Linked DNA regions of Mus musculus: regions 1, 2, 4 and 5 are each linked to region 3. Evidence: chromatin loops called from intact Hi-C (ENCODE). Cell type or tissue: left cerebral cortex. All regions are shown on one strand.

What was found. A loop is a pair of places that touch in the nucleus more often than their neighbours do. Peaks named below come from ENCODE experiments on the same cell type or tissue, not always from the same donor. Only the 100,000 strongest peaks of a DNase experiment are listed, where the experiment ranks them.
Region 1: a loop joins it to region 3, with 4 times the contacts of the local background. A loop is called at or near these places in 4 of 42 quality-filtered maps.
Region 2: a loop joins it to region 3, with 6 times the contacts of the local background. A loop is called at or near these places in 13 of 42 quality-filtered maps.
Region 4: a loop joins it to region 3, with 3 times the contacts of the local background. A loop is called at or near these places in 13 of 42 quality-filtered maps.
Region 5: a loop joins it to region 3, with 2.5 times the contacts of the local background. A loop is called at or near these places in 4 of 42 quality-filtered maps.

Annotation. Positions count from the first base shown.
Region 1 is chr7:132,927,457-132,932,456 of GRCm38, reverse strand. Zranb1 (zinc finger, RAN-binding domain containing 1) reads right to left here and starts at 1,281. Exons shown (of 10, transcript NM_207302.3): 1 at 912-1,281. 1500002F19Rik (a long non-coding RNA gene) reads left to right here. Exons shown (of 2, transcript XR_003946678.1): 1 at 1-1,449. In left cerebral cortex, a CTCF peak has its summit at 2,235 (motif pointing left); DNase peaks (open chromatin) are centred at 346, 636, 1,342 and 2,140; H3K4me3 peaks cover 2,120 bases; H3K27ac peaks cover 1,767 bases.
Region 2 is chr7:133,121,661-133,126,660 of GRCm38, reverse strand. It overlaps Gm35364, which reads right to left and starts at 3,106. Exons shown (of 2, transcript XM_006508433.3): 1 at 2,796-3,106; 2 at 1-2,677. The coding sequence starts at 2,992. The coding sequence ends at 2,050. It also overlaps a transcript of Ctbp2 not described here. In left cerebral cortex, a CTCF peak has its summit at 2,283; DNase peaks (open chromatin) are centred at 4,082, 4,215, 4,768, 4,805 and 3 more places; H3K4me3 peaks cover 3,169 bases; H3K27ac peaks cover 2,682 bases.
Region 3 is chr7:133,635,015-133,640,014 of GRCm38, reverse strand. It overlaps Edrf1 (erythroid differentiation regulatory factor 1), which reads right to left and starts at 2,340. Exons shown (of 25, transcript NM_178115.4): 1 at 2,092-2,340; 2 at 900-1,108. The coding sequence starts at 2,202. In left cerebral cortex, CTCF peaks have their summits at 82 (motif pointing left), 1,952, 2,160 and 3,101 (motif pointing right); DNase peaks (open chromatin) are centred at 1,530, 1,954, 2,417, 3,114 and 1 more place; H3K4me3 peaks cover 2,849 bases; H3K27ac peaks cover 1,584 bases.
Region 4 is chr7:133,110,889-133,115,888 of GRCm38, reverse strand. It overlaps a transcript of Ctbp2 not described here. Among named protein-coding and RNA genes, the nearest start is that of Gm35364, 10 kb to the left of the region's middle. In left cerebral cortex, CTCF peaks have their summits at 2,244 and 2,444 (motif pointing right); a DNase peak (open chromatin) is centred at 2,195.
Region 5 is chr7:132,856,322-132,861,321 of GRCm38, reverse strand. Abraxas2 (BRISC complex subunit) reads right to left here and starts at 2,097. Exons shown (of 9, transcript NM_198017.3): 1 at 1,989-2,097. The coding sequence starts at 2,087. In left cerebral cortex, a CTCF peak has its summit at 2,962 (motif pointing left); DNase peaks (open chromatin) are centred at 2,103 and 2,877; H3K4me3 peaks cover 1,315 bases; H3K27ac peaks cover 1,022 bases.

The DNA of each region.
Region 1 (5,000 bases), 710 kb after region 3:
GTTGGTAGGGAGTCGACTGAAAGAGACTGCGGGGTACAGGAGCCACTCATTATATAACACTTCCAAGTATTTGTACATCACGTTTATTAACACCATCACAGGTCAACTATACAGAGACCAAACATTGCAAGCAGTGGAAAGAACTTATAAAAATTGACTTAGTGGGTAACCGAAAGGGGAAATCGAGGGGTTGAGATACAAAATTCTAAGCAAGGTGGTTTCAAAACCAGCGTCTCCAAGATAATGGGCGGGTTCAAACTTCTTGCTTAACGTAAACTGCCTCTCCCCGGCGCTAACAGCAAGTATTACAGCTCTTTTGTCTGTGCAATGACCAGCCAAATTAGAGCAGAAAACCAAAACAAAACAAGAAAACCCACAAGGTAGGTGCACAGAGCGATCGTTACCGGGAGCGGAGTTCCAGCTGCCCATGGCCACCAGACATCAACTTTCACCCTGATTTGCTTTAGGCAACCGGAGGCCAACGTATGAGGGGAGAGAAAGTGGACAAGGGACCAAAACACAAGTTTGGGGACCAGCACCAACTTAGAGCGACAAATCCGGGTGTTTATGGCCTACTAAGAGGTGGGAATAAGACCCACACACTCGGACTCGGGAGGGATCCCAGTTGCCGGAATGAGGCGGGCAGAAGGGCAGCGCCAGCCGCTGACGAAGGCGGCCAACTGAGGTCGGTAAACAAGCCGGGCGGCCACTCTCCCTCATCCTCCGGGTTGTCCCCGCGCTGGGAAGCCCAAGATGGACGCGCGGCCGCGGACAACCCCGGGCCTGCGATGCGCTATCCCGCAACGCTGCCGCCCGGAGGCTCGGCAGCCTGCTCCCCGCGACGCCCCGTCAGGCCGCGGTCGACCCGCGAGGGGCCTGCGGCGCGGCGCCCCCAACCCAGGCCCGGTTACCTGGCGGCCGCGGATCCTCCTCCTCCCCGTCTGACGCGCGGCGCCCGGCGGCCGCGGCGGCGGCGGCGACTCCCGCACGGCCAGCGGCGACGAGCCGAGCCCGGCCCCTCTCCGCCTCCCTCGGCGCCGCCGCCCACCCCGCTGCTGCCGCCTCCGCCCTCCCGCCTCAGTCAGGACATGTTCTCCGCGGGCCCGCGCGCGGCTCCCAGCGGCCCGAGGGGCGGAGAGGCTGCGCGGAGGCGGGGGCCGAGGCTCGGGGACAGGGGCGGAGCGGTCTGGGGACAGCCTCGGGCGCAGAGGACTCCGAATGGCGGCGGTCAGGACCCTAGAGCTAAATAAACCCCGCGGCGGCCGCACAACGTCAGGAACTGGACCTCGCTGCTCACCGTCCTGTGATTGGTCCCGAGGCCTCAGGAGGCGCAGCCAATAGGCGACCGCCTCTTTCCCGGCGCAGGAGCGGGCCGCGGCCGTGACGTCAGCAGCGTGCGTCCTGATTGTGAGGCTACGGCGCGCGCGGTCCCGCGACGCGTCCTCCCGGGTGAGTGTCTTCAAGTCTAAGTGCAGGATGCACTTGGGAGGTGGGAGCCTTCTTCCCCTGGCCGCCGGCCGCTCTTTGCTGCAGAGTCGCCAGCGCTTTGAATCAAGCGTGAGTCACGCATCTGTTTGCTAACTGGGAGACCGCTTGGCCGTTCCTTCGGCGGTTTAAAACAGTTTTTAAAATTTCAATAATTTGACCCAGGCTGTCATTCTGGGGCTCAGGCTGGCCTGGAACTCTTAAACGATATTCCTGCCTCAGCCTCCCCAAGAGCGCTGAGATTACAAGCCTTGCTTACTTGGCATTTTATTTTGTTTTCAGACGAGGTTCTCTTGTAGCCCGATTTATTTCTAACCCCTCTAAATAGCTGAGACTGATCCCGAACTCTTAAACCTCCGGAGTGCTGGACTTACGCCACCACTACTCTTAGCTTCACCTAGCCCTACTTCAAACTTTTTCAAAATGTAAACTGCTTTAAAAGTAATGTGTTAAAGGCCGTAGAAATAGTTCACTGGGTAAAGTTGCCAAGCCTGACAGCCTGAGTTCCATCCCCAGTACCTACAGAGTGGAAGAAGACGACTAACTCCCACAGTTGTTCTCTGGGCTACACACAAAATAAATAAATGTAATTTTTAAAAAGATAGTAATATGGGGGGTCTGGAGAAACGGCCAGCGTGTAAGAGCACTTACTTCGGAGAAGCAAAGTTCTGCTCCCAGCAGCCACTTCAGTGGAAGACAGTCACCTGTAACTCCAGCTCCAGGGGGTTCAGTGCCCTCTTGTGGCCTCTACCAACACCCACACTCACTTGCACAAACACATAATTAAAAATAAAAATAATTAATTAGTATCTTGAAGGAACATTAACAGCAATCTGGGAGGGCATTTAGTAATTGTTTGGATACCTCAGATCCAAAAGGATGACCGTGTTACTTGAAGTTTGATGTTTCCCAAACTTGAGTGGGAATTCACTTTGTGAAGCTGTCTTTGGTGTCTTGAGTTATTTGCATAAAATGGTATAAGACAGCTGTACCATGGCCATCAAAAGAACAGTACTTTGTATAACTTCCCCTCACCAACATCTTTCACAACCAGTGGGGTGCTTCCTCTCCATAGCCATTGCTATGGAGTAGAGGCCTTCAGCAACCCCCACCTGGTCTGAGAACTTATCCATAAATTAAGTTTAAATGGAAACAACAACACAAAACAACACGTTCTCAAGGATATAATTAATTCATTTGTAGGTAGGATCCCACGCTATTATATAAAAACAGTAGTTCAGTTGACCCTTTGGAAACACTTTGTTTAAGCACTTCCTCTTCCTGAATCAAAGCTTTACAGCATGCTGCCTCCAAATAAACACCAATCACACGGTAAGATGTCCAAGTTGTAGTTTATTTTAGTCAGAAAAGGGATAGGACTCAGAGGAAGCTTTTAAATTTGATTTAATAAATGTCTTGTAAAAAAAAAATCTGCACCAAGAAATAAACACAAAGATAAGGAAGACCATCTTAGTGGTAAAAATGATAGCACGGAAAGAGGCTAAGTCAAAATAACCACAATGACAAAATGGGATTGCTAAGTAAATTAAAGTGAAAATCAACTTATAATTGAAAAGGAGAACAAAGGAAAAAAAAAACTGCATTGAAGACAAAAAGACTCTTGAGAGGCATCTAGTAGTTCTCAGACCTGAGGTGATGGATCAGTATATAAAGTGCTTTGAGTTCAGTCCCCTGAATCCATGTAAGAAAGCCAGGTTCATGCTTATAATGACAGTGCCAAAGGAGAAGACAGGAGAACCCCTGAGCTCCATAGCCAGCCAGTTAAGTCTAGCTCCAGACAAGTGAGAGATCCTGCCTTAAAACACAAAAGTGGATGTTCCTGAAGGATGATACATACCCAAGGTATCATTTGCCCTTTTGTCCCCAGGCCTGTATACACACATAGGAACATATACAAAAAGAAAGAAAAGAATGTATTAGTTTTCAACAATGGCAACACATTAGAGTCACTAGTATGGCTTTTTAAACATGGGCTCCACCTAAGAGGAGAATCTGAGCATAGATAAGTCTTAAACACCCTTCAGCTACTCTGAAGTGCAGCCGGGTTTGAAAACTACTGATGGAGTCCTACCCCCAAAGTCTGCACATGGGGACACCGATACCTAGAAATATTAAGTGATTTTAACATGCTAACTAATAGAACAACTGACTTGGTCATAGTTAAGAAACTAATTTAGAGGCCTGAGAGTTCTCCCTGGTGGTAAACATGCCACAAACATGATGACCTAAGTTTGGTTCCTGAGAGTCACATGGTGGAAGAAAAAAACCAAATCCAGTGGGCTGCTCACTTCCAGGCACACACATTTAAAGAATGAAGTACTTGAAGGCACCAACTGTAAGTTTTTAGTATGTTTCTTAGAACCACCATGGTCATGTATAGGGGCAGTTATCATATGTTCTACCTTTTCTGTTAGGTGTTTCCTGAGCTACCTGTGGAAAATACAATCCCATCATGTTTTCCGGTTTGCCATTTTAGGGCTTCTGTTTAGTTCTATAATAGTGGAAAGCAAGGATTGGAGAAGTGGCTCCAGGAGGACTGGACTCCAGTTCCCAGCACCCATGTTAGGCAGCTCCAGAGGATCCTATGCCTTCTGGATTCCAGGAGTACCTGCACTCATGCACATGCCCACACACATATACACATACTTAGAAATTGTGTGTGTGTGTGTGTGTGTGTGTGTGTGTGTGTGTGGAGGGAGAGAGACTGAGATTCTGACTCTCTGGGTATCACTGACTGACCTAGAATTTGCTATTTAGGCCAGGCTGACCTCTTAACTCACAGGAGGCTGCCTGCCTTTGCCTCCCAGGTGCTAGGATTAAAGGCATGCACCACCATGCCCAACTTAAAATATATATTTTTAATAGTCACAAAAAGGGTTTTGCATGATAAGGTGCCATATGAGAACTACCTTCCTGGAATGTCTGTGATACATAGCTATAGAAATGGGGACAGAAAACAATTGAGAGACACAGAGCTAAAACCTAGATATCCAGCAGGAGTGGGAAGGAGGGGCAGAAGTGGAATGCAGTGAGTGATGAGACTCACTAGAGGAAGCCTTTGTTTAGAACCTTTCCATTTATGGTTTGCCAGTACCTGAATCTGGGGCAACAAAAAGAATCAAAAGTCAGAGTACTGCATGACTGTGCTATGAAGACCATTGGAACTCCTGGACAGAACTAGATAAGGTGAGGTCAGTTGTGTACAGATCCAGGATTTAGAAGAGTGCAGCAGGGCCTTGTTAAGAGCAAGGAACTAGGCTGACCCTGGACATGAACAGCAGAGGTGTCGGTCTATAGAGTAGTTACTGTGGAATTTCCAGAAAACTCCCAACAGAAAAAGAAAGGTGGACATTGCAAAATGTGCAACATTCTTAAAGGTGCAGGTGTAGTGAGCCTCAAGTACATTATTCCCAAATAGTATTGGAGTATGCAGATTTTGAAACTCAGAACAAAGAAAAGGTCAGTGTATTTGACAAACAGCTTCACTGACCTTA
Region 2 (5,000 bases), 510 kb after region 3:
GGACAAGAAGTGGTATCTTACTGTGGTCCTCATTTGTATTTCCCTGCTGACTGGGGCTGAGCATTGAGTGAGTCTGTCTGCTCAGTGGCTGTTTGTACATCATCCTCAGAGAAGCATCTATTGGAGTCTGGTTACGTTTTTGAATTTTAAAGATTTTCATTTGAGTGTGTGTGTATGTGTGCACTTGGGGGTGAAGGGGGAACACTTGGAGATCAGAAGAGGGTATCAGACCCCTTAGAGCCGGAGTTAAGGTGGGTGTGGTTACTGGGAACTGAAATCAGTGCCTCTGGAAGAGCCGCCAATGCTCTTAACTGCTTAGCCATCTTTCCAGCCCTGGGTTTTTATTTCTGGTCTTGTTGTTTATGTTTGACATCTTTTGAGAAATGGCTAGAGTCACATGTTGATGGTAGCTAGAGTTAGTTTCTTAAACATGTTAGTACACTTGTTTTTATCTTGTGGGGTTGGCATGCATTGCATGGTACATGTATGGAGCTGAGAAGACAGCCTGAGGAAGTCAGTTTGCTCTTTCTGGGTTCTCAAGCTTGGGACCAAGGGCTTTACCCACTGAGCAATCTTGCCAGCCCCAAAGTATTAGCAGTGCAACCTTATCTGGGTGATTGCCAGATTCCCCTGACTTCAGGAGCAAGAGATGAGCCAAGAACCACATATATACCAGTCAAGTGTTCTACCCGCTGTGCTACGCCCCCCCCCCCCCCCCCCAGCCTGGACTCCATATTTTAAAATGCAGGTGGTCAGGCTGAAGTTAGAAATGATTTTTAGTTCTGAGTTCATAAGAAAGGGGGTAGTGTTTTCTTATTGTGATATCTGGTACATGTGCAGGGGTCTGAGACAACTTAGTCTACTCTTTTCTTCCATCTTTCCCTAGCCTTTGAGGATTGAACTCAGCTCCTCTGGCTAGGTAGCAACTTTGCAGGCTGAGGCATCCTGCAGGGCCCACGGTAGTATTTTTCTAAAGTGGAATTCAAAATCAGACTGCAGGAAAGCTGAAGAAGTAACAGGAAAGACAGAAAGCCAGCTGACTGTGGCTTCTTGGTGAGAATAGAGGACCACGAAGGGCAGAGATCTGAGAAACATAAAAATTCAGGAATTACCATAGTTAGGGAGGGCCAGGAAGCTGGCATTGGTGATACAGAAGCCCGGGTATGGACAAGATCGGTTTGCAAGCAATTCCCGGGCCCTGTGACCTTGGAATGAAGCTGCTGGGGAGAGGCAAACTCTTAAGAGGAAGAATCTATGAGAACACAAAGCCCTGGAAGATAGAGACAACTGGGTCAGAGGCGGGTGCACACCTGTGATTCGTTCACAGAACATTCAAGGGCAGCCCCAGGCCTATTGGGGGATGTGATGTGTTGGAGAGGGACCGTTCCCGTCTTGCCATTCAGAATAGTTTGACTATAAAACATAGAAACCTTAACAGTGCCAGTCTCACGGCCGTCATCTGGTGAGCAGTTTAGCAAACAGGCCGAGATAGAGCCCGAGAAAGGCTGCGCTCTCCAGAACGCACAGCGATGGGTTCAGGGGCTCGGAGGCCTCCAGAGCAGAGGCCCACCTCTTCTATAAATGCCTCTGGTCGCGAAGGGCGGGAGGAAGCCACCCATACCACACTCTACGTGGCTCTCTGAATGGCGGTCCCTGTGGTCTTCAAAGTTGTGACCTTGGACACCCCCTCTCAATCCAGTCGCTAGCCCAACATCTCAATCCAGTCGCTAGCACCCTAAAGATTTTTTAAAAAAAAACAATTGCATCCAAGGGCTCTGTTCAGCGCCACAGGGGTCCTTAGAAGACGCGCGCTTAAAGTCTGGTAATCCTGGGTCCCTGAGTACAGGGAAACGGCTCCCTTCCGGGGACAGCGCTCCAGTGTCGCGGGTCATGGCCAAGGAACCCAGCCCAGATGCTAACTAGTCTCGCGCTGCCGCTGTGTCCCATCGTCGTTAAGAGTCCTGATTCTAGTCGTAATGCTCCTAGACACTTGTGGACTCGTGATCACGAAAAGGCACCGCACGCACGACCCCCGGGCCCGCAAGGCCTCTAGAGAGCCTGGTGACCTGACCGAGGCAAGGCTTTCAAAATAGCCCCAGCGACATCCAGACAACAGAAAGACATTTCTAAATGTGTAAAAACAGTTGGCTTCTCGTAGCGAACACATCGTGGCAAGTTCCAGCACATAGACCAGTCTCCGCGCGCCCCGCAGCCAGCGCTACCTCCCTGGCTCGCTCTCCCGGATCTGGGATCTGGGAGCGCAAGTGCCCCCTGTGGCCGGCCCGCGCCTGACCTCACGAGCCTGGGACGGCACCCGTGGCCTGCGCGGGGCCCTGGAGGAAGTTGGAGCCTCGGGGCCGAGTAGAGTGCAGGTCGGCTGAGCGGGCGTGGTGGGGGCCTTATCGAGCCGGGGCTACCCCGGGGACCGTGCCGAGGCCCGCTAGAGCTCGCGTCTCCCCACGTGGCGTGCCCCACGTGGAAGGGGAGGAGAAGGAAGGAGGGTGAAGTCACCCCACCGGCTGCGGGACCCCTGCGCGTCCCCAGAGTCTCAAGGGAGGCGCGGGGCTGGGCCGGGGAGTGTCTGCCTTGCCCGGCCCCCTCGGCTGCCCGCAGCGCCAGTATGCACTTTCGTGTAGCTGCTAATCCCCGGAGAGAGCCGATTTGTAGTGAGAAGTATCTGTAGGGGCGAGACCGGACCATGTGGGGTTGTGTCATTGGTTTGCAAAGAGAGACCCCGCCTTTGAAGAAAAAAAAAAAAAAAGAAAAAGAAAACGAGTGTGCGAGGGGACCCTCACCTCGCCTCCCGCCTCGCTCCTGCGCAGCCGGAGGGCACCGGAGCAGCGGCCCGCGCCGCTTCCGTCCTTCCCTTTCCTTTTTCTCTGCGCTTTCCTCCTCCTTCCCGGGAGGAGAAAACAAATAAAGAAGAGCAAATAGCCGGGAGGCGCTCGGCTTCCAGGACCTTCCCTCCCCGGATCCAAGTTACAGCCAGCATCCTCTCGGGGGGTGAGAGAGGCGCGGGCCAGGGACCCCCAACGCAGCCCCCGCCAGGCCGCGGGGCTGGCAAGAAGGCGCGCGGCCAGGACGAGGGGGGGGGGGACTGGATCGGGAGCCGGTGGGCGGGGGAAGGGGGTGGGGTGGGTGGGGAAGTAGGAAGAGGCTCGGCGGCGACGGGAGGAGGAGGAAGGGAAGGAAGGGAGGGAAGGGAAGGCAAAGGAAGGGAGGGGAGGGCGGGAGGGGGTGGGGCGCGGAGCTGGAGAGATTAAGTTTTTGTGTGTGTGTCTCTGTGTGCGTGTGTCATTTTAAGGTGGCTCGGGAGCGGCCCAGAGGAGCCAGCTGCGGCCGGAGGAGCAAGAGACCGAGCTGGGAGCCATGCCGCGCTGAGAGGGGGGGCCGCACCACCAGCGCCACCACCACCACCGCCGCCGCCGCCGGGTGGGGTGGGAGGGGCGGGAGCCACCGCTACCGCCGCCGCCTCCCGGGTGGGCGCCCTTCTCCTTGGACGCCGGCGACCCAGGACGAGGTAAGGGCGGGGGTACCCGGGGAGGGCTGGGGCTGTCGCCGCCCCCGCCTCACCTGCGGCCGCTGGCTGGGGCGCCGTGCCCGCGCCTCACTGCGCCACTCCGGGAGAAGGAGGAGGGCGAAGGACACCGGGCCGGCATCCGAGGACATCTTTGGTCAGCGCCCCCAGCCCTGTGTCCACACACTACGCCCGGAGGTGGACCTCTGCCGGGGGGTTCTCGTCCTCCGCCCCTCGCCACCGATTGCGCTTGCTGGCCGCCCTTTGCTCCAGGATTTTTGTTGTTGTGATGAGAGTTGATGAATGCGAAGTAGGCGGTCACCTTCCTTCCCATCAGGATTGGGGAAAAAAAAAAAAAAAGGAAAGAAAAACCCGGCGCGCAGCGGCGTCCGGAGGGCAGCGGCGGCGGCGTCTGGCGACGGTTTCCTAGGCGCCCCGGGCTTGCTCCTGGAGCCCGGTGGGTGCGCGCGCGGGGGCCGCTGGCGATCTCGGACGAGCGCGCTGCGCGCCGCGGGGACAATACGGCCAGATCCCTGGGGATCAGGAGTCCGAGCATGACGGGGTGCGGCAGGCCTTGCGCCTGGGAGGCGGGCGGGCAGGGGGGAGTAGACACCGGGGTCGGCGGGGACAAGTCGGGGCGCGCGTGGCTCGGGGCCCCTGGGGGCGCGGCCCCTATCGGCCCGGGATCCCGCGCGGTTCTCCCAGAGTGTAAGTGAGAGGCCGGGAAAGACGCGAAGCGAATCCCTTTTGTTTTGCCGGCCCGGCATTGTTGGCTCCTTGGGGCAGCCGGGGCCACATCTGCCGCCGCCGCCGCCAGTGGCGCGCGGGGCTCGGCCCGCCAAAGTCGCGGCGGGGCGGGGGGCCGGGGCGGGCTGCAAGGGCGGGGGCGGGCGGCGCGGGCATTTCCTCTGCCCAGCCGCGCTCCCGCGGGCACCACTTCCTCCTCGCCCTCCGCCCGCTGTCCTCGGCGTCCTCGCCGGGACCGCACTTTTCGGGTGGGGCGAAGCAAAAAAGAAAGTTTCGTAAAAGGGGCTGGCTGGGAGCGCCGTGGGCACCGGGGATCTAGCGTGGCGCGGGGACGGTCCGGCCGCCGCAGTCGCCTCCTTGCGCCTGGGGTGTTTCGCGGAGCCGGATCGACCGGCGGGAAGAGCCTTTCTTCTCCGGCTCGCGCCCTTCCCTCTGCCTTGGGCGACTGAGGCCGGGCAGCGCGGGAGTGCCGGTGCGCCCAGGCCTTGCTTTTGCGGGAGGCCCCGCGGCGTGGCCGGTCGCCTGCAGCCCACGCTGCGCCCAGGGGCTAGGAGGCCGCGGGCCCGAGAGCTCGGCGCGGTCACCGCGGGCAAACCCTCGCGCGCACACACTCCCTCCGGTGGCTTGCTTAACGCCGGCGACTATAGTCGCCGACACGGAGAGTGCGTGTGCGCGCGTGTGTGTGGTACCCTTGCCCAGCCCCCACCCCCTACTTTTCTTAGATGCGGCCCAAGCA
Region 3 (5,000 bases):
AATTCCCAGCAACCACATGATAGCTCACAACCATCTGTAATGAGATCTGATGCCCTCTTCTGGTGTATCTGAAGACAGCTACAGTGTACTTATATATAATACATAAATAAATATTAAAAAAGAAAAAAATCTAGCACAACTACTGAAACCAACTCACCACATTTAATACAATTAAGCCATTTTTAAAATAGTCGAAATATGTGGTCATTTTCAGACTTTTCACAGTATCAAAAATGCTACATCAACTTGTAAGCAAAGCTATTACCTTTTGAGGCACTAGGATAATCTCTAAACTACTAGCTCAGGGTATTAATGCATTTGTGGCTCTTTCTGTGTTATATAAAGTTTTATATAAGTTATATAAAAATGTTTTAAGTCCAATCATTCAGGGGAGGAAAAAGAAAACACGGTTAAAACAGCCTACAAGAATATAGACACAGCATAAGACTCCCAAATACTCACAACTTTAAAAACCACCAGTAGAATTTCCAGTGTGGGTCAAGGGTGTAGGTTACCCAGCATTTGGGGTTTTAAACCTCAGGCTTTTCCAAATACTCCATCATATTTAATAAACACTCCAAAGGGCAAGCCGAGCAGCAGCTTAAGTCTTGCCCCTCGCATACCATCCTATTTGCACATATGAAAGCAGACACAACAGGCTAAAACAGCTGATGAGCAGTCAACGTGTACACGTTATCGTGACATGCTGCAGCCTGGAAGAAAGCATGTACCTCTGAAATCTTCTTACTGTACCATGGACTTTGGATGACAACTATATTCTTTTACTAAAAATATCTGAGCAAGTGAACATGCATCTCCAATTGAACTGCGAAGCAGCTTTCAGAGCTTCGAGCCGGGGTTGAGAGGGAGGGAAAGAAATGCCAGCGATTAAAATTTACCTTGAAAACGGCTTGCTTTTCTTACTATTGCCAAGAATGGTGGTTCCTGCTGGCCCTAGTTTGGCACTCTCTCGTAACCAGTTGGCAGGTGGGAGTTTCAAGTCTGTTTTTTCTTCGAGACGTGCAAACGCTGTTCGAGGAGGGGCAGAAGAGTATTTTACCACAGCTCTGCTTTTCACTTCGTTGCCTCCAAGAAATAAGGCCGATCCCTAAATAACATATGGAATGAAGCTTTAATGAACACTGCCAGGAACGACAATCTCACTTTCATAAAAATGAATTAAGAACCCACCAAATCAGGATTCACAAGGAGCCTCAGCTGCGTGTCAGCTCTAACACTTAATAAACAAGCTTAAATTACGCTTACTTAGCTGTTTTTCACGAAACTAAAAAAAAAAAAAAAAAAAAAAAGGATCAATCAAGAAGTGGACAGGGGCCAACCAACCTGCTTTTTAAAAATCTGGGCATAGTAGTTGCAAACACAAGCTTCAAGCACTCTGGAGGCAGAGGCACAAGGGCCAGTGCAAGGTCTACGTCCAGCTTGACTGCCCGGTCTGCATAACCAGTTCCACACCAGCCAAGACTCAACCCGGTACGATGAGTCACAGAAAAATGTAGACTCAGAAACTAAGTGCGCTCAACTGTGTCCTGTCAACCGCATGTAAAACGAGCAAGACTTCTGTACGGTTCTAATGGAATATTTTTAAGTAGCATAAGTCAATGACAAACGTCATTTGCAGGACGTGTTTATTTTTACCAAACACACAGCGATTGATCGGTAAGCTCATCGCATCCCATTCTACATTAGCTCCGTAGCTGACCCTACACCCACCCGGGCATGCTCAATGTCTGGACCCGCTGTTCGACTCTCCTTCGAGAACCCTTCCAGGCGTTGCAAATTCTCTGTGCCCTCCCTGGGTCCGTCCCTCTCTCCTCTGCCTGCCTTCGGCGGGCTGTGACACACACACACTCTATAGCCCGTCCACTGGCGCCGAGTGCGAAGCCAGGGGTGTTGCGCATTGCAAGCAAACGCCTGCCTGCACACCCGACGACAGGCTCGCCTGGTGATTCATTCCGTACTAGAGGTGCTAAGGAGGCGTGGAAGAAAGTTCCAGAAGCCCCACGTCCCCCTCCCAGGCCCGCAAACCCCCCAAGCCCCTGCAGGTCGCGCTCCGCCGCCGCCGCCTCTCACCTGTGCAGAAGGCTCCTCGGAGTCCGCCTGGGACAGGAGGCTGAGCCCTCCTCGGGCGGCCGCCCCTGAAGGAGAAGCCTCGGCTCCTGCTTCCTTGGGGTCCCCCATCATTTCCGACCCTGGGGAGGCGACCAGACGCGCGAGCCCTGGAGGCGGCGACAGGAACGCGGGCCCAGAGTCGCAGGAGAACCTCAGAGCGAGCGACTCGGACACTCAGCGGCTCGCACTTCCGGCGGCTGCCAGGAAGAGCTCGAGGTAGCGCGATGAAATCTCGCGAGATTCACCCAAAGGTCCAGCCCGTCCTCCGGCTCTGGCTCCTCCTTCGCGGTCCGGGCAGGAGCTGCCGCACGCCGTTGCCTGTCACACCATTAGGGCGGACACTTCTCGCGATACACGCCTCCCGGGCTCCTCCCCCTCGCTCGTGGCCGGTCTTTGTTGGCAAACAGTTAATGAGACTTGAGTCAAAGTCGCGGTGGCTGGGGTGGGGCGGTGCCGCCTTGGGTATTCGCGTAATCAAAGCTGGTGGCATCAAGGCCCTCGCAGGCGGCCGCTCTCTTGGGGCTTCTCCGAGTTGCACACGCGCGGGGACCTCCGTGGGTCTCAGCACCCTCAGATCAGTGGGGCTGAAGCAAGGAGAGAGAAGCCATCAGTCTGTTTAATCGGTTTCTAGGCAGCGCTCATGCAGCCCTGGCTGGTTTCGAACTCGCAAAATAGCCGAGAGTGACCTTGAACTTGACACTCTGCCTCCAGCTCCCGAGGGCTGGGGTTTCTTTCTGCCCGAGGATGGAACCCAGGGCTTCGTGTAGGCTAGGCAAGCACTCGGAGCTACATTTCCACCCTGCACCCAATAACAGACAAACTGCTACATTCCTCATAAAACATATATATTTGAGGTAAAAGGTTTTGTTTTATGTCGAGGTATTACGTTTTGGGTTTTTTTTTTTTTTTTTTTTTTTTTTAAATGTGTTTTGAGTGCTTTGGCTGCGTGTGTGCATGCAGTGCCCGCAGAAACCAGAAGAGGGCATCAGATCTCCTGGAACGGGAGTTACACGCAGTTGGGAGTTGTGGGCTGTGGGTGCTAAGCTGTGTCCTCTGCAAGAGCAGAAAGTGCTCCTAATGGCTGAGCCAGGACGGAGGTATACGTTTTCAGTTTTCAGTGTTTTGGCCTTTGCAATTATTTAGCCATGCCAGGTTATAATTTTCCTTAGTCTCTAAAAACCCAGTAACTGAAAAACTTTAGGAGTTCTCGGAGAAAGCAGATGCAGTCTGCAAATTGCTTTCATGCAAAACAAGACATTTTTATGAATTAACTTTTTGGTGCATATTTTGCAGATCCTTACTTTAAAGCATGTTTTGTGATTTTTTTTTAAACTACTCTGTATTTAGAGCCAGTTTTTGTTTGTTTGTTTGTTTGTTTGTTTTGTCCTTTTCGTTGTTTATTACATCAGAGGCTAGCAGGCTCGTCACATAAAAGCTTGTGCCAAACAAAACTGAGGGCCCGAGTTCCATGTCATCCCTGGACCCCACTGTAGAAGGAGAGAACTGACTCTGGAAAGCTCCCCTCTGGCCGTCACATGTCCTGTGGCATGAACACACACACAATAATAATACAGAGATCTGAATAAGACCTATGTAGCTAACACAAAAAGATTAAACTTTGAGTACTTAAAAATAAACCCTGTATATCCATTAACTCACGTTACAGGAATATTTTTTTTTACAGGAATATTTTTAAAAATTAAATTGCACATCATAGTATGTTAAATGATAAGCAAATATTTAAAAAGTAATATGGTCCCAATTTGAAAATCCATCTGTTTCTGAAATGGAAATCTCTGGTTGTTTTTGTGTCTCTAAATGAACAGATTCATGTAAGAAAGAAATGATTTACATTTAGTCTAACATTTTTCTATTTTTCTTTCTTGTTTCATATTTAATTTTATTAACACTTCTACAAATATAAGTTAGGTTCTGATAACCTTACAGTTTTGTCATTTATTAATAACGATGTATCAGTAAGAATTTACTGAGGTAGTATAGTAGTGGGTTTTTTTTTCTTCGGGACTCAAATATTGTACAAATTTCTTGAGATGCTAACATGTGGATCCTTTTTAATGATGCTTAGTAGGAAAATGTGCTACTAGTACCCTACAAAAAGGAGAAATGAAGGAAGCAGAAGTGAGAGCTCGGTATACAGAACAGGAGTCTGACAACACCAAGGGGCTCATGAGAGCTCAGGGCTCCGGCAAGCCAATCAAGCTCCCTCCCCCCTCCCCCCTCCCCCCCCCCCCCCCCCCCCGCCGCCCCCAGACTTATGGAGGAAGGTCTGGCCAGGGGCTGGGTTTCAAGAAGCCACACACAGGCAGGGACTAATTTAGTTGGGAGAGGAGAGTGATCCCTGAGGCCTGGAGAAACCAGGCACATCTGGGTTACATAAAGTTTATACATTCCTCCAGCTCTAAGAGCCTTTCCCCCATAATCAAACACATGCTGTAGGCTTCTAAAAGTTATCATCACTGCCTCTAATGTAAGTGATTGAAATCCAGTGTTGTGAGGAAACAGATCACTCCTCCCATCATTCAAACGTTAGGACAAGAACAGCTGCCAGAATTTGCCTAACATACGTCTCCTTGGGATGGTCTCTGTCACACATGCCTCCCTGGACAGTCGCATTGGCTTTGAGCTCTCGTGTTTCCCGTCTCAGTGCCTCATGGCCTCTTTGCTTAGGATACACATGTGGAGTGGATGACTAACTTACTGTGTGCCACCACAGCTCTAAGTTGCTGGTGCTTTTCTTGTGCTTAGGATTCCTTCTCTGAGTTCCCTAGCTTACTCCTGCGCATCTTGTAGATTCCGCTCAGGTCACTCTAATAAGTCCTTTCTGATACACCCCACGTTTTCTTCACACA
Region 4 (5,000 bases), 520 kb after region 3:
CGGATATTTTAAGTTTCATGTTTCCCTACCTTCTCTAGATGTTATCCTAATCTGCACTGCTGGCTGGATAGCCTCTCTGCCTTTTGGAGCTGGTGGCTCAGGTGCGTGCCATGGTCAGATATTGTCCGGAGAGCACCCATCGCTTTCTTTTGTTGCTCTAAGATCTGGTGATGAATGTCACTTGGATAGAGTGATTTTTTTTTTTAAGTGCATCAGATGTCCATATGCATATATGAATGTTACAAGTAAGATCTGGGAGTGTTTTTTTATCTTAAAAACAGTTCACAGCCATTAATCTTCACGAGGCTCTGCGAGCTGGGTAAATACAATAATTCCTGTTTATTGCAAGGAAGAAATAGAGTCGCTTTTTCCAAGTCACGGAGGGGCTGGGTGTTTTTTTTTTTTTCCCTATCCTTGTTCCGGTAGAGCAGAGTTGGGCCCTCCAGGACCCTCTGCCTTCTACCCAGTCGGACACCAACTTCCGGTGTCCTGAGCGACCTTCCAGGCGGGCAAGAGAGGCTGGGTCTAAGAGGAAGGTCTCGGTCACACCTGGCCCCGCCCCGGGAGGGGGCGTGGTCTGGATGGGAAGTGAGGGGAAGGAGCGTGGGGGGCCTTTCATTTGGCTTTTGAGGATCTGGAATCTCAGGACTCCAAGTGGGCTTCTAGCCCCTGGGGTGTGTGCACCTGGCGACCCCGCCCGTCTATCTCTGTGCCCAGGGTGAGGCATCCGACCCGGGGAAAACTCCCCTGGTCCGGGCCTTTTCACTTGCTAATCTAAACAGCAGGGAAGTGTTGGAAGGTGATGGTAATAGACCCTGTGCCCCAGCCCCCACTTCCTTCCTCCTGCCGCTTCCCTCTCACCAGCTGGCCTCCATGGCCTGGAGGGAGCTGCGGGCGGGGTGACTTGAGATTCCTTGGTGGGGAGGACATTCAAGTGGGCCCCCAACTTCAGCTCAGCTGAGCCAGGTGCTTGGCGGGACCCTGTCCTGAACACTTTTCTGCCCACAGTGATCCTGACCCAATGTTTCTGACCTGGGGGGGAGGGGTCAAGATGTTTCTAGCGCCTCCATTAGGCTTTCAGGGCGAAAGGCCCACAGGGGTACAGGGGTATCATCCCTGTGGCAGGTTTGCTGTGCAGTAAGTTCTAAAGTGCTGTTTTATTTGCTCTACAAACGGCCATAGAGCTTGACACATAACTGCCAGGACTGAGACCTACCATTTCCGCCAACTGCTGCGGGTGTTTGTTATGGTGGCCGCTCAGGGGCCTGGGGATCTTAGCCGGAGGTGCTGGGCACTAGGGGGAGGGGCAGCGGGATCTAGACTTGGATTGAGGGTTCTCCATGGTGAACCAATTTCTGAACGTTAAACTTCCTCTGTCTTGTAGACTTCATTCACGACTTCGGATCTCCTTGCAGCGTTGTTACTTAATGATAAGAGTTTAACGATGTAGGGATGGTCAATTGAGCCCTCGCTTGTATCTGGCTCTGGCCCACCAGTCTCCCTAGGTGGAATGATGGCAGACTGAGGAAGGAAGGACTTTGAAGTGACTTGCTCATGACCTCTCCATGGAGCTGGGACCTGACGTTTGGAAAATGGTCAGAGTAGGACTTCCTGGTTCCACCCTATCTCCTCCATGGGAGCAGAGGGAAGGGGTAGATTCTGTGTTTTTCCCGAATTCAGACTGAAGTCTCAAATAATTACTCCATTTTACCCTGCCCTCAGCTCATAGGTTCCCCAGAGCCCCGGAGCTGTGAGAAGTCCGGCTTCTGTTCATTTTGTCCTTTGAGTGATCTTTTTGATAGCGTGATCCACCCTAAAGTGGGGAGACTTTCCTAGAGTAGACTCTCTAGGCCTTTAAACATTTATTGCACTTAAAAACATTTGGATCCCATTTGTGTATATTTGTGGGTGCGCATGTGTGTGTGTCCAGGTTGCAGGTGGACAACTTTCAAGAGTCAATTATCTCTAACCTGTATGTTCTGGAGACTGAGCTCCGACTATCAGGCTTATTAGCAGAGCTATCCCTTAACACACACACACACACACACACACACACACACACACACACACACACACAGTGTGTGTGGGGACAGTCTTGCTATGTTTTGTAGGGTGGCTTCCAACTCACAATCTTCCTTTCCCCAAGTATTGGAATGAGGTGTGTATGCGCGCATCACCACCTGCTGGTAGGTTCCCTTCACTTTGTACTGGAGATCTAGCTTAGGGTACCTAGGGTCTCCTGCATAAGCTAGGCAAGCACACTCAGCTATATCTCATCCCTTTTCTCCCGAAGATACCAGGCTGCTCTTAAATTCACTGGGCAGCCTCAGTCTCCTCCTGAGCAGCTAAGACCTGTACTGTACTACGAGATCAGGCTTCTCTGTATTTTAAAAACACACTTTTATTTTATGTGTATGTTTTGCCTGCACGAAACTTTGTGCACACAGTACATGCAAACACCAGAAGAGGGCATCTGACCCTCTGGATGAAACTGGAGTTAACAGCCATTGTGGGTGCATGGGTGTGTGCGAGCCTGTATGCATCCAGGTCCTGAAAGAGCAGTCAGTGGTCTTGACTGTTGAGCTTTCTCTCCAATTACTCTCAGTGTAATCTTGAAGTGACTATTCAAACCTGGGAGGTCTTTGAAAGTTTCTGGCTGTCTGGAAAGAATTCTCTGGATTACTGACTCATGGCTTGCGGGGCATACACACACACACACACACACACACACACACACACACCCGTCCATAAGCAACTCCTTGTGCTTAGGGACAGGCATCACTTTTCCAGTAGGTAGATTCAGACTATCCTCAAAGCAGGCACTACCTTTCTGGTGAGTGCCCCTCCCTTGGAGGGAGAGACAGGCGCCCTATACCCCACTGTTCCTCAATTTCTACACATAGATATTTGGAGAAAGCTGGGCAAGATCTCCCCTCAGGACGATGGGATGGTCCGTCTGCTCCACTCCTGTAAAACCAGTAAAAACTTCCTTTCAAGGAAGTTCTAGGTTACAGCCTTGCTTTTGTGTAACACTGGCCTTAGCCAGGAATTTGAGTGAGTTCTCCAGAACAAAAGGATTAGTCTTCCTTTCAAAGTGGCCATCCGAACTGAAGGGAATGGCATGAAGTTGGGCGTGCCCTAAGATCCAGAGCCCAGCCCTGCCCCTGTGGTGAATAACTCAACCGGAAAGGCACCCAGGGCAGGAGCTTTGGACCTAAGGTCCCCATATGCTGGGGATTTTCCTGAAAAACAGGCTTCCATTGAAAGAGTGAGTGCCTTCCTGCTCTGCAGCTCTTCCTTCCCCTTCGAGAACAGGTGTGGGCCTGTGAGCTGGGGAAATCCCTGTAGTTATGTTGGGGGACCGGTCTGAGGCTGAAAGGCAGGGGGCTTGGCTCCATGGTGGGTTCAACCCTGATAGGATAATGTGCCAGAGGTGTCTCTTAACAAATTACTCATGTTTGCCCTGGCGTCCTGGCCCTGCTCCAGCTTGGGTAATGATTATATTTCTGTCTATTTTAAGAGCCCTCCCTCCTGAGTTTTCAAACAGGTCGCCCTTTACTTCATCACGCAGAGGTCTGTTTGGGGGGGGTGCTAATTCTGTATTGGCTTTAACTCTACAGGCCTAGGTGATGGGACAGGAGAGGATAAAGCCCCTTTGCTTGCTGACCACTGTGACTGCATGTAATTTTCTTATAGACAGTCAGTCCCTGCTAGGCATGGCTTCAGGTAGTCTCCAAACCATACCGGTGGTTCTGGCATGCAGAAAGTATATACCCCTAGGGGTCAGGGGTCCTTTGCTCTGAAGAAAAGCCACTGAGGCTGGTACTTAAGCTAACTCCTTCAACACAAGGTAGGGGTGCCTGAGTTCTGCCCACCCCATGGAGGGACACACTGGTCTCCTGATCATCTGGTTTCCCCATCCAGCATTTGTGCAGTTCTGTTGGCCGATCGTTCACAGTGCTTTTAACTTGGGGATGGAGACCCCCTCCCCCTGATCCTCTGGGATGGAGACCCCTCCCCCTACCTCCCCATGCAGCATCCTTTCATTCCTCACCCGAATGGAAGACCAAACTGTGACTTAAGCAAAAGCCAGGAGCCAGTAAGGATCAAGTTGAGAGTTCCTCTGAGTATTTTCACTGGACCAGTGGGTAATTTCTTTTCTTCCTAAAATGGCCAGGTGTACCCCATGGAACTAACTTACGGACTCATTTGAGCTTGCTTCTGAATTTTGTCTCCTTTATATTATGACTGGGAACTTCATACAGCTGAGTTTGTTGTGTACAAGGATTGCAGGGAGATAGAGTGATTCCAGGGTTGTTTGCCTGGGCTCTGTCCGTCTGTCTGTCTGGCCTGTGAGCTTGGAGGTAAATTCATAACTGCTATCCCAAAGGGAAGCCTGGGAAAAGGTTTCCCAGCTGCTGCCTGTCACCTAGAGTAGGGTCAGGCTTAAAGCTGCATTCCAGTAATTTTTCAAGCTGGTGATATATAAACTTTGCTTTGGGGGGGTGGGGGGGGGCACTGGGTGCCCTGTACTGTATTGAGGCGAGGAAGAGTAGAGTGGGTCTCAAATTCCTTGGACAGACCTACATCTTGCAGAAATATTTACATTATGATTGGTAACAGTAGCAAGGTTTTGAAGTAGCAAGTAAATAATTTTATGGTTGAGGGATTTTGTGTTTTATGGTTCCCCAGCCCAGCCTGAGGGACGGTATTAAAGGGTCACAGCATTAGAATGGGTGGGAAGCTCTGATCTAGAAGATGTTGTCACTTCTTTTAGACGAGAGAGACGCCCTTCTAGAGGCCAGTAGAAGGATCAGTGTACGCAGGGGGTAGATTCTTCTAGAATGTGTGGCAAAGATGGCATGGAAAGAACGCTGTAGCCCTCCCTTCATTCTCATTTACTTAGCTCTTGACGGGGGCTTAGGTTTCTGAGTCTGTAGAATGGCGGTATGTAATAAGATCCCACGAGGTAATATTTTATAAGTGCTTAGAACAGGCTG
Region 5 (5,000 bases), 780 kb after region 3:
AGGAATATATATGCATACATATAAGCATATAATAGTGATTAATAAAAAAAAAAGAGACCATGTATTTGAAAGAAAGCAAGAAGGAGTATAAGTGTGTGGGGGAAAGGGAGTCTGGAGGGAGAAAAAGGAAGAAATGATGTAGTTATAATCTCAAAAATGTTTTCAAAAATGTTTGCTAACTTTAGCTCCACAGAATAAGTTTAGCTTTAGATTAATTTTCCTAGACCAAACAAACACATCTTTTAAAAAGTAAATTCTTGGTTCTTCAACTTTAAAACTGACTTTTTTTTTTTTTTTTTTTTTTTTTTTGGTTTTTCGAGACAGGATTTCTCTGTGTAGCCCTGACTGTCCTGGAACTCACTCTGTAGACCAGGCTGGCCTCGAACTCATAAATCCACCTGCCTCTGCCTCCCAAATGCTGGGATTAAAGGCGTGTGCCACCACGCCCCGCCTGACATTACTTTTAAGTATTCCACACCCATAACTGTGGTAAGGTTAATATAAAAATGTATAATCATATAAAACACAATTCAAACTATTGGCCTTGTATAAAATTTCTTCCCTCATGCCAAGTAGGAGATAAATATTAAGGAAATTGCTATTAAATAGCTAGAAAGCTAGAGCTGGGTTTAATGGCTTCCCCTTGAAATCCCCACACTTAGGATTGGGGGTGATCAGGAGTTCAGGGCCAGCCTTGACACTATCTCAAGACAACAAAGAATAAATAACAAGTGAAGAAACGGAACTATGGCAGTTTCTAGAAATACTGTCCAAGTTTCTTATCTTTATAATAATCTTGTCTTATACACAAACTATGACATTCCTAGGTACTCTCTAAAACAGAATAAATAAGCACCCTGAACTCGTAACTGCAGTCCATGGACGCTAGGAACTTTACAACCACTTACAGTATTAAGAGCTAGCTGCAATACTGAAGGCTAGTAGGTCAGAGCTGGCTTTAGGAAAAAAAGCAGAACAATGCTGAATATATTCCTATCAGTAATCTCTGCCATCAACACTGCAGAGATGAAAAGAACAGTAAATTCATTCCACTCAGTATACTCATGGAATCGCCTCTCAGAATCAGTCTTTATTAATGGAATCGAAGATCAGTGACATCAAACCAAATCCAGTTTCCCTTCTAACTACTGTTTTTATAATGACAACCACAAAAAGCCCCATCTCTTATTCAATGAATTTAAATCGTTCACCAATAACAACAACACACACACAAACCGCTAATTGGTGGGAGAGTAATGTCCTGTAAAAGCACCTATTTCACAAATAATTTCCAGAGGTCAACGGCATTGAAAGGCAATTCGTAAAATAAAGACACCGAAGAGTCCTATGGACTCCATGGCCTGTACATTTCTGATCGCTCATAAGTGGGCCTGTCACTTCCCTCTTAAGACAAGTTCCGGGGATTAGAACACTCGCTGAGGAACTAAACAGGCAACTTTGAGGAAGTGCAAACAAGACTCTGCACCTAACGAGCCTATTCACATTCTCCATTTTCCACTGGGGTGAAAAAAAAAAAAATCCAAACAGCCACATCTGATAAGTATGAACGGTGACAGACACGACGACCCGTGTGGCCGGGGGTCAGAACTTGGATCCTCTCCTAGATTACAACCCAGACCTTTGAACTCCATCCCGACCCAAGGCACTCAAGTCTGGAAGCGCGATTCTCAGCGAGGGGTAGGCACCCAGTTTTGGCTAGGCGACTCCTGACACTGGCGGGGCCGGGCGCTTTAGGTCCTTTGGACTGAGAACAGCTGTGCCAGGACCCGCCCGAGGCCGAGAGCGCCAGAGAAGGGCCCGCGGGGTGCAGGAGCTGGAAGGGGGCGGGAGCCGCCTGGGTCACCAGCTCATCGGTTTGTCCCGGGGATTGAAGGCCGAGCCTCCAGCGGTCGTCGCTTGGCCGCAGGCGCCGGCCTGAGGAGGAAGCCGAAGGCCCCAGCGGCCACGGCAGGGGGCCCGGCACCTACGTGGTCGGCGTTGCTGTTGGCGCTGTGGAAACACACAGCGCTGAAGGTGTAGCCCGAAATGGAAGCCGCCATGATGGAAATCTCCACCTCCCCCATCATGCCCCGCGGAGGGTGCACAGCCTTCCGGACGCCCCGCCGCTGAGCATCCTGGGAAATGAAGTCCTCCAAGCTACTCGAAGCTAGGACAGGGAAGTAAAGGATTCCAGATCAAAGAGAACCAGCACCTTCAGTTTTGTGTGTTCCTCAGACACCGGCCTGTCTGTACAGCCTTGTTATAATCCAGTTTGTCCCTTCTGCAAATGAAGTTGAAGGATGGAAGGCCGGAGATGATTCCAGCAATTGAACAGGTTGAGATTTGACTTGGGAACAGCATGATGTAATTTCAACTTGAACAGACCACTTTGCCTGCCTGGTTGAGACTAATGCGTAGGAGAAATGGAAGGGAAGGAGATTTACAATAATCCCCACCTGGTGCAGTGACAGGGGAATTATGGTCAGAAGTAGTGGAGCTGGTAAAACGATTGGATTCTGGACTCAAAAACAATTCAAATATAAGTCGTGTAAGGGCAGAAGGGTTGCATGTCGGAGGCCAGCCAATGAATGCTACATAGACTTGTTTCAACAAACAACAAAAACAAAAACCTTCAAGTTTGACAAAAATCATAGAAGACAAAAACAAATAAGTAGCAATGAATAAACTATCAAATTTAGAAAGAAAAAAAAAAAGGGAACTATTTCTTCTGCAGCTTGCTAAGACTTCAGTATTCCTAGCTGGGCTCCTGATTTCCCTACAGAGCTACTTCTCACTTCTTTTCCAAGTTCAGCAAATAAAACTGTTTATGACAATTACTCAAATCAAAACCTTTGCAGCTGGGGCTGGAGAGATGGCTCAGAGGTTAAGAGCACTGACTGCTCTTCTGAAGGTCCTGAGTTCAAATCCCCGAAACCACATGGTGGCTCACAACCATCCATAACGAGACCTAGCGCCCTCTTCTGGAGTGTCTGAAGACAGCTACAGTGTACTTGCATATAATAAATAAATAAATCTTAAAAAAAAAAAAAAAACCTTTGCAGCTAGCCTTAACAACTTCTTTTCTCTTGTTCCCTACATCAGATCAGCTAAAACGATCTTCAAAAAAATACTGAGTCCTACGATTCACTACCAGCACATCTGCCACCCTGACCCAAAACACCATTTTCTCTCTCCTGGTTATGACAACTTCTCAGAGTCCCAGTTGGTGGCAATTTTGCCCTTAAGGGATGCTTGACATTGCTAGGAGATATTTTCCAATGCCAACCCCAGGGGAAGGAGGTAAACTCAGGAAAGGCCTCATAACAGAATTAACCAGTCCAAAATGTCGAGGTAATGAAGTGAGGCTGTTGACCTGCAAATATATCCTCAACACAGTCAGTGAAATGATCATGGTAATGTTTAGATATAAGGTGTCAATTATACCTGGCCAGCCTCCAAATCCTACGCCGACATGCCCTCCCCCTGCATTCCTGCTTCTGCTACCCTGATAGACTTGGCTACAGCTACAACAGTAGCCTTTTTGCTTTCTGGAAGCACTGAAAGTTCATCAGGTCATAGTGCCTTTACATATGTCCCTTTCCTCTGCCTGAGATGCTGGTCTCTTGGACAACTATATAGCTCACTGTTTTATGCCTGCCCTGGGTGCTTTGAAAGGCCACCCAGACCTCTTCTTGCAGGACTGATTGATTTAGCCTGGCTGCTGGGGAAGTTTTCCATTGACAGCTCCCAGTTCACATCTCCTGGAACTATTCCCTGTGAGAGAGAACCTAATTTTCCAGCTCAGTTAGTTTTCTTATCCAGTTTAAGACCACCTGCCTAAGTGCCACCCACAAAGAGCTGGGCCTTCCTACATCAATTAGCAATTGCTGGAAATAAAATCCGATGGCTCACTTTTCAAAGGTGTCTCTAGCCAGCTTAGGTCCAGCTAACAGTGAACAGAAAACAGAAGGCCCTTGCTAATGCTTGATAGTCTAGCTAAGTACCCCTCCCCCAAATGTTAATAAGCTACTCCCCCCAAACTGAAAGTTTAGAGTATAAAAAAATCTCAAACATCCAAACTTTTCTACAAGATCATTCATTGGTTTGATATGCTTTAAAATATGCAAGATGTGAAACATGGAGATAGATCCAGACATGGTTTTGGTTGTTAGGACTATATCCTTTTAATTATTAAAAAAAATAAGAAAGGGTCATTCCTTAGGGTTTGTAGACAGTGTTCTGCATTCAGTAGGCTTGCTATCATAGGCTGACACAGAAATTTTCCAGGTTGCAAAATAAACTGCTTCATTTTCTCTACTCTGAGTTACCAGTACTCTTTTTTTTTTTTTCCCCCGAGACAGGATTTCTCTGTGTAGCCTTGGCTGTCCTGGAACTCACTTTGTAGACCAGGCTGGCCTCGAACTCAGAAATCCGCCTGCCTCTGCCTCCCAAGTGCTGGGATTAAAGGTGGGCGCCACCACTCCCGGCTCAGTACTCTTATTATGAAGTGAGAATCATTGTTTCTGACACAATCAAGAGGGTCTCCCACAATTGTGCCCATAGGTTTTCACCATATGGGTTGTGACCCCAAATGTCAAATATTGTGCATGTCAGATAACAGTAAGAAAATTACAGCCCACCAAGCCAATCTGATATAGACAGTTTCTCAACTGGGGGTCTCTTCCCAGATAATTGTAGGATGTGTCAAGTTGACAAAGCTCACCAAGACAAACTCTTACCACCATCTAGCATTGTCTGTACTTTTAATTCTATTTCCCTGTTTATTATTTTTTCTCTGCTAGCCTATTCTAAAATTCATGAAGGATTCATGTTTTAGTTGCTTGCAGTTGCAATTTTTTTTTTGTCCTATGGAATTAATGCCAGGCATGGAGATACTGCCTATTTTGTAACTGTTGAGTAAATGTTGTGTGGGAAAATGTAGAGTTCAAAGGAAGATGGTTTTATTCTATCAGCAGGTTGCTATAGAGATATGAAGATAT